Linked DNA regions of Homo sapiens: regions 1, 2, 3, 4 and 6 are each linked to region 5. The links are chromatin contacts, found by Hi-C or POLR2A ChIA-PET in ENCODE. All regions are on one chromosome and are shown on one strand. The core of a region is the stretch at or near the end of the contact, and the rest is flanking DNA. Distances in the headings are between cores, read along the strand shown. Region 1 overlaps LINC-PINT (long intergenic non-protein coding RNA, p53 induced transcript). Region 2 overlaps LINC-PINT (long intergenic non-protein coding RNA, p53 induced transcript). Region 3 overlaps LINC-PINT (long intergenic non-protein coding RNA, p53 induced transcript). Region 4 has its middle 24 kb from the start of MKLN1-AS. Region 5 has its middle 14 kb from the start of LINC-PINT. Region 6 overlaps LINC-PINT (long intergenic non-protein coding RNA, p53 induced transcript).

Region 1 (2,700 bases), core at 137-2,636, 160 kb after region 5:
CTAGTTTTGACTGTCTAGGGAGTAAAAAAAAAAAAGCCTGTCATCTTTCTGAATTAGGATATAAGACGCCTGCCCTGAAGGTGGCAAATCAGACTTCCACACGCATTGCCTTCATTTAGCCAATAGCCCGCTCTGAATGTGTATATTACGATGTGCAGTTTCATTCATCAAGGGGATTTCGGGCTCCAGCAGCACGCAGCCTCCAGTCTTGAGTGACTCCTGGGCTTTGGCTCAGCAGTAACTCCTCCATAAAAACAAGTGTGTGCATCTGGCTGTTAGAAGAATTCATGCTCATCCGGGTAAGGATAAACTGGAGAAATTATTCCTTTTTTTCCCTTTGGGTGGTTTTGAGGTTTTAGAAAAATTGATCCTCTCTTTGAGAAGAGTTCAGAACTATTTGTCTGAAGTTTTTCCATCCAAACTGCTTTATCGTATTATCCACTGTCTTACCCTTTTCCTGTGAAATCTACCCTCTTCAAAACATAGTTTCATTTTCAAATTTTAAAAGATAAGATTCCATTTTTCTTTCCGTGCATGAAACTTTAAAAATTAAATCACCACAGTTGCTACTGGCTTAGAAGTGGGGTCTTATATTTTTAGGAAGTATACTTTAAAAGTTAGGCAGAGGGGAAATCTATGTTTGCATTTGATTTATGAAACAGTGACTGTTACATTAAAGGGCGGATTTTCAGACATACTACTTGATCTGCTCTGACAAGCTATGAGCTCTCTCTCTCTGCCACTTTTCTCCCGAACTGTGTTCTAATGGTGGAATCAGCTCATCTTTTTTCCTTAGGCATGTGGTTTAGTCTGTGTACATTCAGCGCGGTGGCATTTTTCTTGAAGAAGTGACTAAGGCTTCTTGGATGAATTCTGTCTTTGAAAGAGGTAGTAGAATTGCATCAGAAAGGCATTTACAGTAAATGGCTACCCCCCCTTCCTGTAATGACCGCATGTGAAAGAATGCATTAATTCTTGTTTTGAGGAAATGAGAGTTGTAGAGTTCTATGAAAAACTCCCTTTTTTATCATTAGTTAGCCAGGTTTGAATGTTCACATTTTAAAAATCAGGCTCATTTTGTGCTATCTAAATAAAAGTCACAAAGATACAGCTTTCCACTCCATGTTCTATGTGGAGTAACCAATCATCCTGAACTCAAAAAGAGGAAATTATGTTGAATATGGCTACAGTTAATGGCATAAGCCTAAACTAAATTAATTTCTTCATAGTCTTTTTTTATATTAAGTTACTGTGCTTCCTAGCTATGTTGCTGATTTGTCCATCAGGATTTGATTCTCAGTGCGACGGACGATGAAGACTAAAAGGAAACTCCCATAGATGATCTGGTCAGGAGTTCTCATGGAAGCAGTACCGCCCCCTAGGTGACAGAGTGGAAATTTATGAGGGTATTCTGGTGGTACAATGAAGGATTTTTCTGGTTTTTTTTTGAGATGGAGTCTCACTCTGTTGCCCAGACTGGAATGCAGTGGTGTGATCTCAACTGACTGCAACCTCCGTATCCTGGGTTCAAGCAACTCTCCTGCTGCAGCCACGTGAGTAGCTGGGATTACAGGCCCAAGCCACCACACCCAGCTAATTTTTGTATTTTTGGTAGAGACGGGGCTTCCCCATGTTGGTCAGGCTGGTCTCAAACTCCTGACCTCAGGTGATCCGCCGGCCTCGGCCTCCCAAAGTGCTGGGATTACAGGCATGAGCCACCTCGCCCAGCCTAATGAAGGATATTTCATGAGTGAGAGCGAGAGAACTTAATGTCCCACAGTAGAAAAGAGATAAAGAATTGCCCTGTAGTACACATGACTTTCAGTTATCCTGTTGGACATTCGTGTAGGGAAAGATCAGTTTATAATTTTCTGAACCTAGACTTTATTTTTTCATAAAAATGCAAAATAATTTTTGCATACTTTTAATATACACAGAATAGATTCATTTTCATTCTCTGGTCCACCTATACTACTTCTTTCATTTTCCTGCACTTTTAATATGGAAAGCTTCTAATCTGACTTCTCTTAAATACAAGCTTCTTCTTTATAAGTAAGTTACAAGCATCTATTTGATTACATAGTTAATTGTACCTGAAAATTATTTATATAATGAAATGTGAAGTATTTTTTATTATAAATTGCTTCTTTTAGATTATCTTTTATGTACATTTAGGATATTCATGTTTTAAAGCTGCATGTACAGTAGTTAATATTATCAACAAATTTGATTTTAGAGTAGTAAATGGGACATGACAGAATTTTTTTGTCATATAAAGAGAGCTATGAGAATAATGGATAGGGTTTTGAACCAATGAACCAATCCGTGCCTCAGCGTTTAAGGAAGGAGGGTATGCAAATTACCCAGATAGGAGGGATGCTTATCTTCTTCATGAAGTTCCCCAGGGAAGATTTCACGTGTACCTCATTAATTTGTATTAGTATTTTGAAATCTTCATAGTAAGCTAGTTCTTCTGTATTAATATTTTCTAGGAGTCTTCATATGTCACTCTAAAAACATGACCGGGCCAGGTGCAGTGGCTCATGCCTGTAATCCGAGAACTTTGGGAGGCCGAGGCAGGTGGATCACTGAGGTCAGGAGTTCAAGACCAGCCTGGCCAACATGGTGAAACCCCGTTTCTACTAAAAATACAAAAATTAGCTGGGCATGGTGGCAGGTACCTGTAATCCCAGCTGCTCG
Region 2 (2,700 bases), core at 151-2,650, 230 kb after region 5:
CAGAGACAAAACACAAAACAAAACAAAACACCTCAGGAGGCTGTAAATCAAGCACAACTGAAGCAAAGATAAAAACGGGCAGTCTCAGAATCACCTTTGAAGGTGGAAGGAAGGGCGTTTGTGTGTGACAAGAAGAGTGTACGTTCATACAAGGGTTTTTACTCCTCCTCTGAAAAGTCCTGCTTGGTGGCTGGCCAGTTTGTCATGCTTGGCTGCCCAAGCAAGTGGTGGCAGTCGGAGCACAGGAGAAAGCCGCAGGGGGTGAGGAAGAAGTGCTGGAGAGGGCGCTCCACCTTTCGGCTGCCCTGACCTGTCTCCAGCCCCAGGGCATGTGGTTCTGGGCCGGGCACTGGCCCCCTCTCTGTGGACTGTACCAGGCAGCGGGTAGTGCACAAGCTCTGAGGTCAGGCCACCTGGGCCTAAACTCCAGCTCTGCTCCTTGCTAGCAGTGTGACTCTGGGCACGTTCAAGTTACTTCATGCTTTGTGCCTCAGTTTCCTCATCTGTGAAATGGGGATGGTAACAGGACCCTCATCCCAGGACTGCTGTGTGGATTGAAGTGCCTGCAACGGGATTTGTCTTTTCTGGGATCGCGGTGGATGCTCTATTCCAGGTGAGGGAGTCTCTTGCTTTCTCCTACCTCTTGCAGCCGCTTTGCCTCTGAGTGGCAAATAGCAAGTGGCTGAAAATCACAATGAGCCCGTCAGAGAATGGGGATGGGCCACAAGGCCACAGTCGGATGGGTTCTCCATGCCCTCGACTATGCAGCGGGGTCAGGGCATCCCTTCCTCCTGGGGTGCCCACACCATTCCCTTGGAAGTTTAGACAGCAGCCCTTGCCTCGCCAGACGCAGCAACCCCTCCCAGCTACACGTGGAATCTGTGGCCCAGCCTCCCTCAGATGACCCGCATTGCCTGACAGAGACCAGGGGCCCTGAGGGGTGGCTGTCGCTGGCCTGGGACAGGGTCCCTGCAGGTTTTCAGGGTCCTCAGCAGCATTCGCCAGCGTCGGGTCAGACTGAGTCATGGGGCCCGAGCTCTCCACGAGTTGGTTCTCCAGTTGGTTCTCGTTGGGGGTAATGCCCTTCATCGAACCGCTTCATCCCCAGCCTGTATTGTCTCCGTCTCTTCGCAGTTGTCAGAGGGCTCGGCCGCCACCCTGAAACAGCCCAGAGCTCTCTGAAGAGCACGAGCTTTTACGCTTCTCTCCCCAAATCAACTGACTTTTTCATTGCTTCTGTGGAGGCTTTCTGTGGGAGAAAAGCGTGTTTATGGGGCAAGCTCAGAGAGCTCCTGTCCCCGTGGTGGAATTTTTTTAGTGGCTCTGCCCACGTGGTGGTGAGCGCCGGTGAGGATGGGACGCATTTTCTGCTAAAATGGCTGTGCGAGGCTGCCACCTCGTGGCCAGCACAAGGCAGTGAGTGTGTCCCTTGCTGGAGCTTCTGGGTGAAATAAACTCATTTTAAAGGTCTTCAGCAAGGACCTCACTCCCTCACTCTCTCAGTGTGCATATCATTCCAGCTCCAGGGCTTAATGCGTCTGTTGTGGCATCTCTCAAATCTGTACTTTGCTATCTCTTTGACTACAGAGTCACTACCTTCCGATAAGCCCTTCTGCTGTCTCCAGACCGATCCTTCTAAAGCGTAGATGTCATTGTCTTTCTCTCATTAAAGCTCTTTCATGGCTCCTCATTTTCCAGGTTCCAGCTCATGTCTCAGGAGGCCGCTAAGCCCACTCCTCTGCCCCAGCCTGTGTCTGCGCACGTCTCTTCTCCCTTCCTCCTGGTTTCCTCTGGCTGATACCTGCTCACCTGAAAGTCATCTCAGGTGCCACCTCCTCCAGGGATTCCTCGCATTAGATTAGCTTCCTTCTTCCCCATTCCTAGCTGACTTCCTTCATTATGCCTCAGATCCTTTTTTTGGAAGAAAAAGAAAGAAATGGAAGACAGACTGGCCAGCAGGGGGAGAGAGAGGGAGGGAGGGCATATCAGAGAATTCAATATGCTGCGTTTTAACCAGATACTTTTCTTCCTCTCCCACAAGGCATCAGAGTAGAGACTGCCTTTCATCTCTCTCCCCCTTGTGTAATAGCACAGTGTCTGGCAGATAACTGTTGCTTGCTAATTATTAGAAGGAAGAAAGGGAGGGAGAATAAAAGCCAGCATCACCATGTGATCTTCCTAAGTGCGACAGATGTGAGAAAAGAACTACCTTAAGCTCCAGGGGCCCTAGAGGAACGGCGCTGCGTGCTAGTGCAGATGGTAGCAAACGCTCTCACCTGGCTTGGCAACACTTCTTCACCTCTTCTTTCTACCACCACAGCGACTGTCTCCCTCCAGCCCATCCTACTGCCAAATTCATCTTCTATTAAGCATAGCTTCAATCACATCATTTCTTTATCAAAACACTTCTACAGAGGAGTTCCAAATGCTTTAGCCGGGCCGTCCAGGGCCTCCACAGGATGACCCCAGCCCATCTAGTTTTCTACCACTCTTTATGTGTTTCCTAAGTACCATTCATTATTTTAGGACTTGGTATTTGCTGATGAATTTACTTACTTACTTGAGAGTGTGGCAAAAGCACATCCTAAACTTTCAGTTAAAAGGAGTTTGATTGATTGACCTGCTCTGAGTTTAAGGCACGTGCTGGTCACTGTGGGAGCCATTAAAGAAGGTATTGTTCTGTGGCCGCCAGGAACAGAT
Region 3 (2,700 bases), core at 97-2,596, 190 kb after region 5:
GTTGTGCAAGTAGATGCTGATGATTTCTGGCAGAGCTAAAGTAAGTAAATCATGTGAATTTATTTTTTTTCCTCATAAAACAGATGGCATGGTCTAGCTCTGGGCTTGTATGTTTCATGAAGTACATGGGTCTGAGTGCGTATTTATTTTGTGAGCCAAGGTTTATGCCTTCTTCTATAATTTTCTTTCACCGAAAATTACCTGGAGAGCTAGAAACTCCATTTGTGTCAGTGTAAGAAGCTTTAGAATCTATATCCAGACCAAGGCCATGGAACAATGTAGATTCACTCAGTAAAAACTCACTAGCGGCCTTCTTTGTACTAGTCTGTCACCTTTGCTTGGCTTTGGGAAGCTTCAAACTAGGGCAGTTTATGTTTGGGAGTGACCAGTCAAATAGCAAGACAGACATAGGCAAGGATGTAATTTTTAAAAATTTAAGTGGGGAATGGTGAAGCATGAATCAAAACAGAAGGTAGTCTTACCTTCTTGGAACTGTAAAATAAATACATTTGAAAAAGGCACCCTCTCAACCTTCTGCGAGTCAGAATTTTTGCTGCCACCCCTCATTTTGAATCTCTATTCTGCATTTTTTATTCTTTTTTTTAGGAAGGAGGAAGAAAAATTTCTCCTGAAGAATTCATTGGAAATTAAAATTAACTTGCGTATTTTGTATTCTTTGGAATGTGATGAAGACTGATTTGAAAGGGCAGTGCTGGATTTGGTCAGGCATAGGAAAGGAAGACATGCAGTCGTCCTGCCTAGCTCATCCCCGCCACGATGGAGAAGTGGGGTTGCTTTCGTTGTACTTTTTTTCATTTGTTTCTTGCCAAGCCCAGTGGCTTCTGTTATAACATGTGGCAGCTTCTCCCTTGGAGACTGATTCAGTCCAAGTTACCATAATATTTAGGACCAGCTACAGAGACGTTTCTTCCCCTAAACCCATGCCAAATCTAAATCAAACTATCTTCTTCTCCTTAGCCGTTCAAATAGCTCCAGCTCTTATATAAAAATACGAGAAATACACAGGCCTCTTTTCGTTTTATTCCTGTTCAAACAGATAAACAAACAAGGCACATCATGCCTAGGTTGCTTTGAGCTTGATCACTTCCTCCTAAAGCAGTCTTACGCTGTGTTGATTTTAAGAATTGCAACTTAGGTGTTCTAGAACATATTCTGAGAGCATAGTCATAGTCTGTGATCTCAGAATATGTTTGCTTCCTTCTAGAACATCTGAGTTCTAGAAATTGCGTACAATAAACTGCTGTCAGTGCTGCTGGAGGAAGGAAGAGTAACTCTGACATCACTGGCCTTCAACAGGTGTGGCGCTGAGCTTCTGGGCCTCAGAAGCCCTGACTTCTAGAGGCTGGGGGCCAGCGGGGCAGGGAGGTGATCTCATCATGGATGGCCACAGATCATCCACCTGCCAAACAGTTAACCCTGAACAAGTCATGTCAATTTATTTTGCTTTTAAAAAAGAAAGTCTGCAAAATAGAAAAAAAAAAAAAAAGATTCTTCATAAATACATTTGTTCTGATCTGTAAATACCCTGGTCATTTCCCCCTTGGCATTTGATACACATAGTATAGACATATTTTAGTCATCCTTGCTCAAGTAATTATATTCCATAACCAACTTTATTAGCATAAATTAACTTCCTCATATTTTTAGCAAGAGTTACTTTCCTTCATTGCTTAGCTTATTGTTTTGAAATATGAATTACTTCAGCACAGTTCATTTTTGTGGATGGCATTTCTGTCTTTTTAATTTATAATTATTTGATATATACAAAAGATGGTATGTAACATACAAGTAAACTCTAAAGCACAATTTTAAAGGTGCTCCAGTGAACCACCATCCAACTTAAGAATTGGCTCATTACAAATACTTGGAGATCTCGCTAAGTATCTTATTCCTAGCATTTTCCTGCTTTCCCACTATTCCGAAATTTGTATTTATAATTATCCTGATTTTTAAACAAACATATATTTTTATCACAGTGTAATGAGTAAATGTGTGTTGCTAAAGGTATTTTGAGACATATAAAAATAGTATCGGACTTTGCATGGTCTTTTTGGAACTTGAGATTTTCCTCCATATATTTGCAAAATTCATCCATGTTTTCAGGAATAGCTACAGTTCCTTCATATTGCCAGAATATTCTAGTGTGTGAATATATCATAATTTATCCACTATCTTATTTATTGAGGGGGGGTGGGAAACAAGGAGCTCTTTTTATAGACATGTTGAGTCTGAGATCTCTATTAGAAATCCATTGGAAATGAGCAGGCAGGTGGATGCTGTTATTCAGGAGAGATGACTGAGATGGAACTAACAGCGTGTAGATGGCATCTAAAGCATTGTCTTCCCAACTATTCTTAGAATGATGGGCCATTTAGCCCATCAACTGAGATTTCTGTGTTAACAGTTTTTTGTTTTTTGTTTTTTGTTTTTTAATTTCTTAAAGGTCTATCTGGTGTTTTTTGTTTGTTTGCTTTTTCCCAAATCTGCCTGGTCACTTTGTTCAAGTGTGACTTGTAAGGGAGTAAACAAGGAGAGTATGAGCTTCAAAGAAAATGGGGGGAAGTATTTTGCCAGCTCTCATGGAGTTTTGTGAGATCCAAAAGAAATGCTATATGTAAATTTGCTTTGTAAACTGAAAAAAGTTATGCACTCAATTATTATATTTGATGATGGCACCTT
Region 4 (2,700 bases), core at 49-2,548, 180 kb before region 5:
CAGTGCTAACTGTTAAAGGGCAGTTGAAGCACAACACAGAATTCAATGCGCTATCCCATAGGCAAGCTCTGCTGTAAATAAAAGCATTTCCTTTTATGATATTATTATGCAACAGATGAAGAAACTAATATCCAAATATGTTAGCTGCCATGCCTAAGGTCATTTATACAACCAGGCTGTTTACACATCTCAATCTAGAACCCAAGTCCCCAATTCTCAACCACTTTCCAAATGTAATTTTTTGTTTTATTTTGTTTTTAGAGACAGAGTCTCACTCTGTTGCCAAGACTGGAGTACAGCAGTGGCATGATCATAACTCACTGCAACCTTGAATTCCTAGGCTCAGGTGATCCTATCTCTTCAGCCTCCTGAGTAGCTAGGACTACAGGCATGGGCCACTTCCTCCAGCTAATTTATTTTTTTGTAGAGTCAGGGTCTTCCTATGTTGCCCAGGCTGGTCTCAAACTCCTGGCCTCAAGAGATCCTCCCGCCTCAGCCTTCCAAAGTGCTAGGATTACTGGCATGAGTCACTGTGCCTGGTCTTCCTAATGTACTTCAGGGGACATTTTTGAGGCCTATACCTATATTGTACACATACAGCACATAGTAGGCACTCAAGAAATATTTTTTAAATTGAATCTCCTAGTTCCTCCTGAATTTCTTCTCACTAGTGTATTATTATGTTTAAATAAATAAAAGGAGTTTGCTTAGGGATCATCTATAAATCAGAAGACTAGAAAGAATTAAAGGCATGGGGCTGTTGGCCAGTTTTTTTGGTCCGTAAATATAGAAAATCACAATGGGGATATAAGAGTGAACTTGCCTCAAAATAATTCACATTGAACACTTCTCATATGAGGAAGTTACATGCATTATCTCAATTAATTTTCATAACAGCCCCACAAGTAAACTGAGACTCTTAGAGGTTGAGACTCACCAAATTCATGCATCCTTTATATCATACAATTCTCAAGTGCGTGCATTCCTAACATCACCCCAGGATTCAGAAGTCCAAGAGATGGAATCTCTGATACTTTCCTAAAACAAATGGTTCTGCCTCAATCTTATTTCTGCTCTCTCATGGTTCCGGTATTAACTCATTACAACTTTGTCATTGTTTGAGATTATTTCTTCAAGCATAACCTTGCCAAAACGAACAAACAAAAAGCAAAGAATACCAGGGTTCTGTTTGTTGAGTAAGGGGATATCCCTTTTATTTTCCAGGAGAAAGTAATTTCAGTCCTGCCCCAATGGGCCCTTTGCCCAAGACACAGGTGAACACTGAGGCTGGCTTCAGGTATGAAGCTAAGGTCTGTCTTCTCCCAGGAGGTGGCAGCAACAGCAGCTGCAGCCTCCGCCTGCTGCAGAAATCAGACAGAATTCATCCGTTTTCCTATTGGCATCCAAACCAAGAAACTCCTGGTTCCAAAGACCACTTCATCCCTTCCTTGGTTTGCAGAGCTTAGTTGGAGCTGGGGCATTGGGAGTTCAGGAGCTGGCAATAATTCCTCTTTATAAGTGCTTAGTTTTTTTTGTAAACACTTTGGTCTGGGCTGTGACCTTGAAACATGTATGAAGGAGGTTCAGGAAGTCTCTGGCCAGGGAAAAAGAGCTTCAGAAAGAAACAGTAGCTGAAACACATCCACACAAGCATAAATCTAGAGACCCCAGCGCACAGTTTGGTACCACACAAACGATACAGATTGTAGACCTGGCCTCTCAGCGACCAGCCAGCTGACCTTCTCATTGAACCTGTCAAACCATAATTTCCTCATCCACCCAGTGTGGACTAGGTCATCTTGAAGCACCTGCTAATTCTTAAATTATAAGTTACTGCACTTTTATTTTCTGGACTAATGGTTGGCCTTCACCCTTTCAGAATTTTAAAAAATCTCAGACACAACAAAGCACTACTGGTTCCAAGTTAATCCCGGTTGAGCACATATCCTGGTTTGGCAAACACTGCCAGCTGCATAGAAGGCGGGCAGGAATCCCAGGAAATGTCTGAACACCACTCAGCTATGGATGAACTGTCAACTGCTGGGGGTTGCTTTGCAAATTACCACATCTAAACGAAGCTGACAAAATGATATTTCAGAAAAGCAATTAACACTGATGCCTAGTGTATTTGGAACCAAACAGCCTTTTGGGAAGAGTGAAATTGGCTCAGAAAAAGAGTACCCCAGCGCTCCAGGTAGAAATGTTAAGTCAAGATCTTCCACACTTTTCTCCCATCACCACAAGTCAGATCGTCAGCCTGGTCTTTGTGAAGGAGACGGAAGTAGTTCCTTTCATTTTCCCCCTGCTTCCACTTGGATTGGTTAAACTTTCATCCATTTATTTAGTGAACATCTATAGGTCACCTCCCATGAGTCAGGGGCTGGGCGTACACCTGGTTATTGAGGAGCTCACAATGGAGTAGTCAGATGCTAAATGAATTAATATACATGGAGCATTCAGAAAGGGTTGGAATGTAAAATATAATAGAGGCGATAGAAATAGTATTATCTCCATAAGGCCACAGGCCAAATACCACACTTCCTAATGAACGCTATCCCTGTAGCACAATCATCTAGAAAGAATCCCATCCTCCTACAGGTATTGGCCCCTGTGGCATTGTCAATTAAACTTTTCCTATTTCACATGAAAGTTGTCATATCAGAATCCCTTCCCAGATTGGGAGTTTTGGTTCCGGAAGGC
Region 5 (2,700 bases), core at 42-2,541:
CAGGTTAGCAGGTGCAGAATTGCCTTCTTTGGCTATTACAAATTCAAAGCTGCCCTGGTCACTTATTTTAAGTTGTTTGTCACTTCTACTTTGCCAACATATTTTTCTTAGCTGGTTAGAATTAAGCACAGAATAGTACTTCTTCAGTAAGCAATTAGTTTAAATTTAAGTCATGCCAACTTTATTTGACGATCACTTTTCAGCAGAATGAGACTGTCAGTAGATATCAGATAAGCTGAAGTTCTCCATTACCCCTATATCGTGTCCCTGTGCCAATAATTTTGTCATTTGTATTGGGAAAGCATTACTGATGTTGCCATAACAGGATCACAAGGCATGCTAGGAGTAGTTGACTGCATACAGCCAGTGGAGAGAGGGTATGAGCCAAGACCAGGGTTGGGGGATGCTCCCTAGAGCACGGGCTATGAATACAGAAACCAGCTTGGATCTGGGCAGCTGGCCTCTGCAAAACCTTGTGTCTCTTAATCACATAAAGTTCAGGAAGCTGTTAATACCAGGCAGTTTAGCCTTACCCTAGCAATGGGTTATCTATAAAGGGGAAGGCGCATATGTCCCATGGTTTGAGGAGAGCACAGCAGGGGTGTAGGCAGCAGAATACAGCCCTCTGCAAAGATGACTGGTCAGAACTAAGCTAAAGAAGACATCAGGATCATGGTAAAGTAGGCTGGGGTTCAAGACAAGGGACCCACATCCAAAGGGAGACTGGGATACAAGGCAGGAGGACCAGAGACTGAGGTGTTGAGGGCAAGGTGGAAACCCATATTGGGCAGAGGGGTGGGGAGGCACAATAGGAGGGAGCTACAGATGTCTGAGGCCCCATGGCTGACCTAACTGAAAGGAAGCACAATGGTGGGGCCGATACTAATGGTGACTTTCTCCAGTCTGAGCCAGCGTTTAAGTACTGGGGAGGCTGGGGGTTGGACCCATAAGTAGGGCTCCTTAGACAACCCAGCAGCTGGTTGCTAGAGAAGACAAAAGCAAGACAACTGGCCAGGTGCCTTATTGTATGCTCCTGTGACAATGTCACTTCTGCTTTTATTTTCAGCCAAATGTTCTCGGCCAGGTGTTCAGCCCCCAGGTTTGCGGGTTTCTATATGTGTCTGTGACCTCTTGACTTACAAGCTTACTCTGCTTTGCCTTTGGTTGTGTGCTTCTTTTGAATAAGTTACCTACCTTCATATTGCTGTAATACTACAACAACAGCTACCATTTACTCATTGTCTACCATTTCCCAGGTACTACACCTGCTGATTTACATACATGATCTTATTTAATTCTCACAACCTCCTTGAGAGGTAGGTGTTATTATCCTCATTTCAAAAAGAGGAAACTGAAGCTTATATGGTGTATGTAATCACCCCAAGGTCATGCAGCTGGGATGCAAAAGAGCTCAGATTTAAACTTAGTTTTGTCTGACTGCCTATTGTTGCTTTAAAAGACTGCATTTATACATTGATACTGTGATACACCTGAACAATTCTCACAGAACTTATCAGTCACTAGATCTTTTGTCTGTCAGTCTACCTACCTACCTACTTATGAATTATCTATCCTTTTATCTTCAACTCCATAATACCCAGTACTGTACTATGTAAGAAGTAGATTTTTTTTTTTTTTTGAGACAGAGTCTTGCTCTGTTGCCCAGGCTGGAGTGCAGTGGCACAATCTCGGCTCACTGCAACCTCTGCCTTCTGGGTTCAAGCAATTCTCCTGCCTCAGCCTCCCAAGTAGCTGGGATTACAGGTGCCTGCCACCATGCCTGGCTAATTTTTGTATTTTTACTAGAGACAGGGTTTCACCATGTTGGCCAGGTTGGTCTTGAACTTCTGACCTTGTGATCCACCTGCCTCGTCACAGGCCACCACACCCAGCTATTTTTATTTGTACTTTGTAGAGACAAGGTCTTGCTATTTCCCAGGCCATCACATTTTTAAATGATTGGAAAATGTGAAAAGAAGAATGATATTTTATGACACATAAAAATTATTTGAAATTCAAATTCATTTTATTGGAATATGGCCAGGTTCATTCATTTAAATTTTGTCTGTGGCTGCTTTGCACTACAATGGCAGAATTGAGTAGCTGAGACAGACTGTAGGGCCAGGAAGGCCTAGATTATTTCCTTTCTGGCCCTTTATAGAAATGGAAAAAGTTTGCTGATCTTTGGTATAACTAAATGATACAGGATGGCATAACATTTTAAATATTGTTTCAACTACATCTATTACTGTATTTCCTAAAATTTCCAGTTCAAGGACACTCTCTTTTATTATGTAGAAGAGCTCCACGTTCTTAGAACAGAGTCAAACATGTCCTTCTTTGATATTCTGTACAGCGGCCCTGATAGCAGCAACACTTTTTTTTTTTTTTTTTTTTTTTTTTTGAGACGGAGTCTCGCTGTTTCGCCCAGGCCGGACTGCAGTGGCGCTATCTCGGCTCACTGCAAGCTCCGCCTCCCGGGTTCACGCCGTTCTCCTGCCTCAGCCTCCCGAGTAGCTGGGACTACAGGCGCGGGCCACCACACCCGGCTAATTTTTTTTGTATTTTTAGTAGAGATGGGGTTTCACCGTGTTAGCCAGGATGGTCTCCATCTCCCGACCTCGTGATCCGCCCGCCTCGGCCTCTCAAAGTACTGGGATTACAGGCATGAGCCACCGCACCCGGCCCGCAGCAACACTT
Region 6 (2,700 bases), core at 148-2,647, 140 kb after region 5:
ACCCATTCATTTTTGTCTTTGACCTTCTAAGTGTCAGATTGGTTTCCAGTTTGAAACCAAACAAACTTCTTTGAAATTCTTGAAGACGTAGTTCCAGGGGAGCATAGCATAGCTTCCAGGTGGCTACTGAAATGGCTGACAGTTACTAAAGATGGTGAGGATAGAGTTAAAAGCAGCAGCACTCCCATTTTCTGATGATGGCAGGTGATAACCTTGGAATAAGAAGCTCCAAACTATCATGCCTGCTTAGGCACTAACTTCCTGTAATTGTAATAAAATTGTTGGCATTGCTGAGACCTACTGACACCTTCAGCAAACGTTAGTAAGGGGCATATTACGTGTCCAGTCCTCTGCTTGGTGATGGGATTTGACATTGAATGGGTTATCTTTCTCCTCACTCCACTCCCATCTCTCTGGATCTTCACCAATTCCTGCCCAGATAGATGCTGTATGTCCTGCTATCCGCCTCGTCCCCAGCCTTGCTGTCTCTCCTGCCAGCTCCCCTTCAGCCCCTCAGCATCCCTTTATTCAGGGTGGGAAAAGATGCCAGAGATGGGGCTGAGAGTTGCATCTGGTAGTTAGACTTTTCTCTCATGGAGTTTATGTTGCATCTTCCTCGGCCCTGACTTCTGCTTCATAATTTACATAGTTTATTTTAAATATGATGATGTATGTTTTACCATGTCTTCCTTCGGGGATTTTGGGATATTACCTTTGACAGTTATGTTTCTGTTTTGGAGGTCTTGCAGCTGGCATTATTAGCTTGAGGGAGAGGTGGGGCACTGGGGGTGCACTGAATATCTCCATGGCTTTCAGACCTTTTTATTAGAACCCCCAGGAGGAAATACCTGTTACCTTAGGGCCCAGCACACATATTTGTACATGTGGGTATGTGGTTTCCTGAAGCTTACTTTATGCAAGCTGGGATAGAGTTTTTTAATTCTATCACTTTTTCTTTTCCCTTTTTCTCTCTTTTTATTGTTCATCATAACCAGCAAAGTGGATTTCTTAACCTGCTAGTCAGTCGGTTGTCCTTTGACAAGCTTGCAGTATTTCAGTGCTATGGTAGGGACGCATGGTTTCTTGCCCTTCTCCCTGTATTCTTCAGTAACTTCTACAGCATTTTTTTACCCCTAAAAATGCCTCAAACCTGCCTTAACTTTATTCTTTATGGGCCGAGCTCTCTCCTTCCTTTTGTAATAAGCTTCTGTTTCTATTTTCTCACCTACTGTTCCCTTCTCAACTTTCTGTCTGAACTTGAACATTCTTCTCCTCCTGATCAATACCTAAGAATGCTTTTGTTTACCGTTTCGAATAAGATCAATCCTTCTGTGCTGTTAGATACCTGGTTATCTCTTGGTTGGTGCCATGGGTTGTAGAGAGACATCTGCTGGCCCAAGTGTAGTGTTGCATTGTTTTTCTGTGCTGAATCACCTTGTCATTTTTTAGTACCTTAAACTTTCATAGTGTGCAAGTGAGCTTGTATATTGGAATGTGTTGAAGTCATCTACCTAATCTCTTCAAGCATTTTTAGCATTTAGCTCAACATCTAATTAATTGAAATGTAGTCATACATTATAACCCAGTTTAAGGAGCTGCAATCTAGTAGGGGAAAAGGATTTCATGGTAAAACCTGAGTCCTCACCTTCATGTATTTTTTAATGAGACTGAAAAATGACAGTTAAATAAAGGTTCAGATCCATTTAAAACTTTTGGAAATGATAATTCACTCTTCCAAGATAAATGAGAACTGAATTTTTTTATTTGTATAAATTTGAAAGGTACAAGTGCAGTTTTGTTACATGGATATATTGTGTAGTAGTGAAGCCTGAGCTTTTAGTGTAACCATCACCTGAATAGTGTACATTGTACCCATTAAATAATTTCTCATGCCTTACCCGCCTCCCACTGTCTCACCCTTCCAAGTCTCCAGTGATTGTTATTCCACACTGTTATGTCCACGTGCACACATATTTAGCTCCACTTATCATTGAGAACATGTAGTATTTGACTACTCACTTCTGAATTTTTTCACTTAAAATAATGACCTCTAGTTCCATCTATGTTGCAGTAGAAGACATTATTTCATTTTTTATGTCTGAGTAGTAGTCCATTGTATATATCACCACATTTTCTTCATCCAGTCATCAGTTGATGGACACTTAGGTGGATTCCATAACTTTGCTCTAGTGAATAGTGCTGTGATAAACATACGAGTGCAGGTATCTTTTTATATAATGATTTGATTTTGGGGTGATATATACCCAGTAGTGGGATGGCTGTATCAAATGGTAGCAGAACTTAATTTTTAACTGGTGTAGGTTTGCAGCTTGGTTTCTTATGTGAGAGGTATGGTTGGTGCTAGCTATAAAGCTAGTGCTGGAAAAAGACAAAATCTGAAATCTATTGCTTCTTTACTTTGAAACTCTAGTTAGATTATCACAGTGATTCTGTACCATCCTTGTCTTAGCAAAATTCTCACTGATTTCAGATGCAAGTTTATAAAGGAATTGCAATTATGTACATACATCTAAGATTTCTCCATAAATATGACAAATTTTAAAGATTATAATTGCAAAATTGTTCTTTTAAACAAAACTAAACCAACATTGACCTATCTTTGAGGGCTGTTTCTAAAGCTAACAGGCAATAAACAAGATATTGTATCCCAATTTCCTGCTTTGAAAAGATCTCATTGGA

Evidence for each region. A loop is a pair of places that touch in the nucleus more often than their neighbours do. ChIA-PET counts read pairs that join two places held with the same protein, here RNA polymerase II (POLR2A). Pooled maps may share reads with other maps.
Region 1: a map with no recorded cell type shows a loop between it and region 5 (11-fold over the local background). The contact joins two enhancer-like sites. A Hi-C loop is called at or near these places in 16 of 37 single-sample maps with no recorded cell type and 7 of 50 pooled maps. POLR2A ChIA-PET finds 5 or more read pairs at or near these places in 5 of 52 experiments (WTC11, activated CD4-positive, alpha-beta T cell, activated T-cell and 1 more).
Region 2: a map with no recorded cell type shows a loop between it and region 5 (6-fold over the local background). The contact joins two enhancer-like sites. A Hi-C loop is called at or near these places in 3 of 37 single-sample maps with no recorded cell type and 3 of 50 pooled maps. POLR2A ChIA-PET finds 5 or more read pairs at or near these places in 2 of 52 experiments (T-cell and activated naive CD4-positive, alpha-beta T cell).
Region 3: a pooled map shows a loop between it and region 5 (3-fold over the local background). The contact joins two enhancer-like sites. A Hi-C loop is called at or near these places in 1 of 37 single-sample maps with no recorded cell type and 2 of 50 pooled maps. POLR2A ChIA-PET finds 5 or more read pairs at or near these places in 2 of 52 experiments (H1 and activated CD4-positive, alpha-beta T cell).
Region 4: a map of OCI-LY7 shows a loop between it and region 5 (7-fold over the local background). The contact joins two enhancer-like sites. A Hi-C loop is called at or near these places in 14 of 168 maps with a recorded cell type or tissue (MCF 10A, OCI-LY7, PC-3 and 10 more), 8 of 37 single-sample maps with no recorded cell type and 15 of 50 pooled maps. POLR2A ChIA-PET finds 5 or more read pairs at or near these places in 6 of 52 experiments (A549, MCF 10A, OCI-LY7 and 3 more).
Region 6: a pooled map shows a loop between it and region 5 (2.8-fold over the local background). The contact joins two enhancer-like sites. A Hi-C loop is called at or near these places in 2 of 50 pooled maps. POLR2A ChIA-PET finds 5 or more read pairs at or near these places in 4 of 52 experiments (activated CD4-positive, alpha-beta T cell, activated T-cell and activated naive CD8-positive, alpha-beta T cell).

What each region holds. Positions count from the first base shown.
Region 1 is chr7:130,958,722-130,961,421 of GRCh38, reverse strand. The region is part of intron 5 of LINC-PINT (long intergenic non-protein coding RNA, p53 induced transcript); the gene reads left to right. Among named protein-coding and RNA genes, the nearest start is that of LINC00513, 47 kb to the right of the region's middle. RefSeq lists enhancers at 167-256, 810-899, 226-1,425. Within about 2 kb of position 1,386, at least 16 of the 41 ENCODE cell types and tissues checked have a DNase peak (open chromatin) inside an H3K27ac peak, as active enhancers do.
Region 2 is chr7:130,895,836-130,898,535 of GRCh38, reverse strand. All of the region lies in intron 6 of LINC-PINT (long intergenic non-protein coding RNA, p53 induced transcript), which reads left to right. Among named protein-coding and RNA genes, the nearest start is that of LINC00513, 16 kb to the left of the region's middle. Within about 2 kb of position 1,400, at least 28 of the 41 ENCODE cell types and tissues checked have a DNase peak (open chromatin) inside an H3K27ac peak, as active enhancers do.
Region 3 is chr7:130,929,002-130,931,701 of GRCh38, reverse strand. The region is part of intron 6 of LINC-PINT (long intergenic non-protein coding RNA, p53 induced transcript); the gene reads left to right. Among named protein-coding and RNA genes, the nearest start is that of LINC00513, 17 kb to the right of the region's middle. Within about 2 kb of position 1,346, at least 15 of the 41 ENCODE cell types and tissues checked have a DNase peak (open chromatin) inside an H3K27ac peak, as active enhancers do.
Region 4 is chr7:131,301,934-131,304,633 of GRCh38, reverse strand. It overlaps a transcript of MKLN1 not described here. Among named protein-coding and RNA genes, the nearest start is that of MKLN1-AS, 24 kb to the left of the region's middle. Within about 2 kb of position 1,298, at least 8 of the 41 ENCODE cell types and tissues checked have a DNase peak (open chromatin) inside an H3K27ac peak, as active enhancers do.
Region 5 is chr7:131,122,727-131,125,426 of GRCh38, reverse strand. It overlaps a transcript of MKLN1 not described here. Among named protein-coding and RNA genes, the nearest start is that of LINC-PINT, 14 kb to the right of the region's middle. RefSeq lists a silencer at 871-950 and an enhancer at 1,091-1,250. Within about 2 kb of position 1,291, at least 3 of the 41 ENCODE cell types and tissues checked have a DNase peak (open chromatin) inside an H3K27ac peak, as active enhancers do.
Region 6 is chr7:130,981,033-130,983,732 of GRCh38, reverse strand. All of the region lies in intron 4 of LINC-PINT (long intergenic non-protein coding RNA, p53 induced transcript), which reads left to right. Among named protein-coding and RNA genes, the nearest start is that of LINC00513, 69 kb to the right of the region's middle. Within about 2 kb of position 1,397, at least 6 of the 41 ENCODE cell types and tissues checked have a DNase peak (open chromatin) inside an H3K27ac peak, as active enhancers do.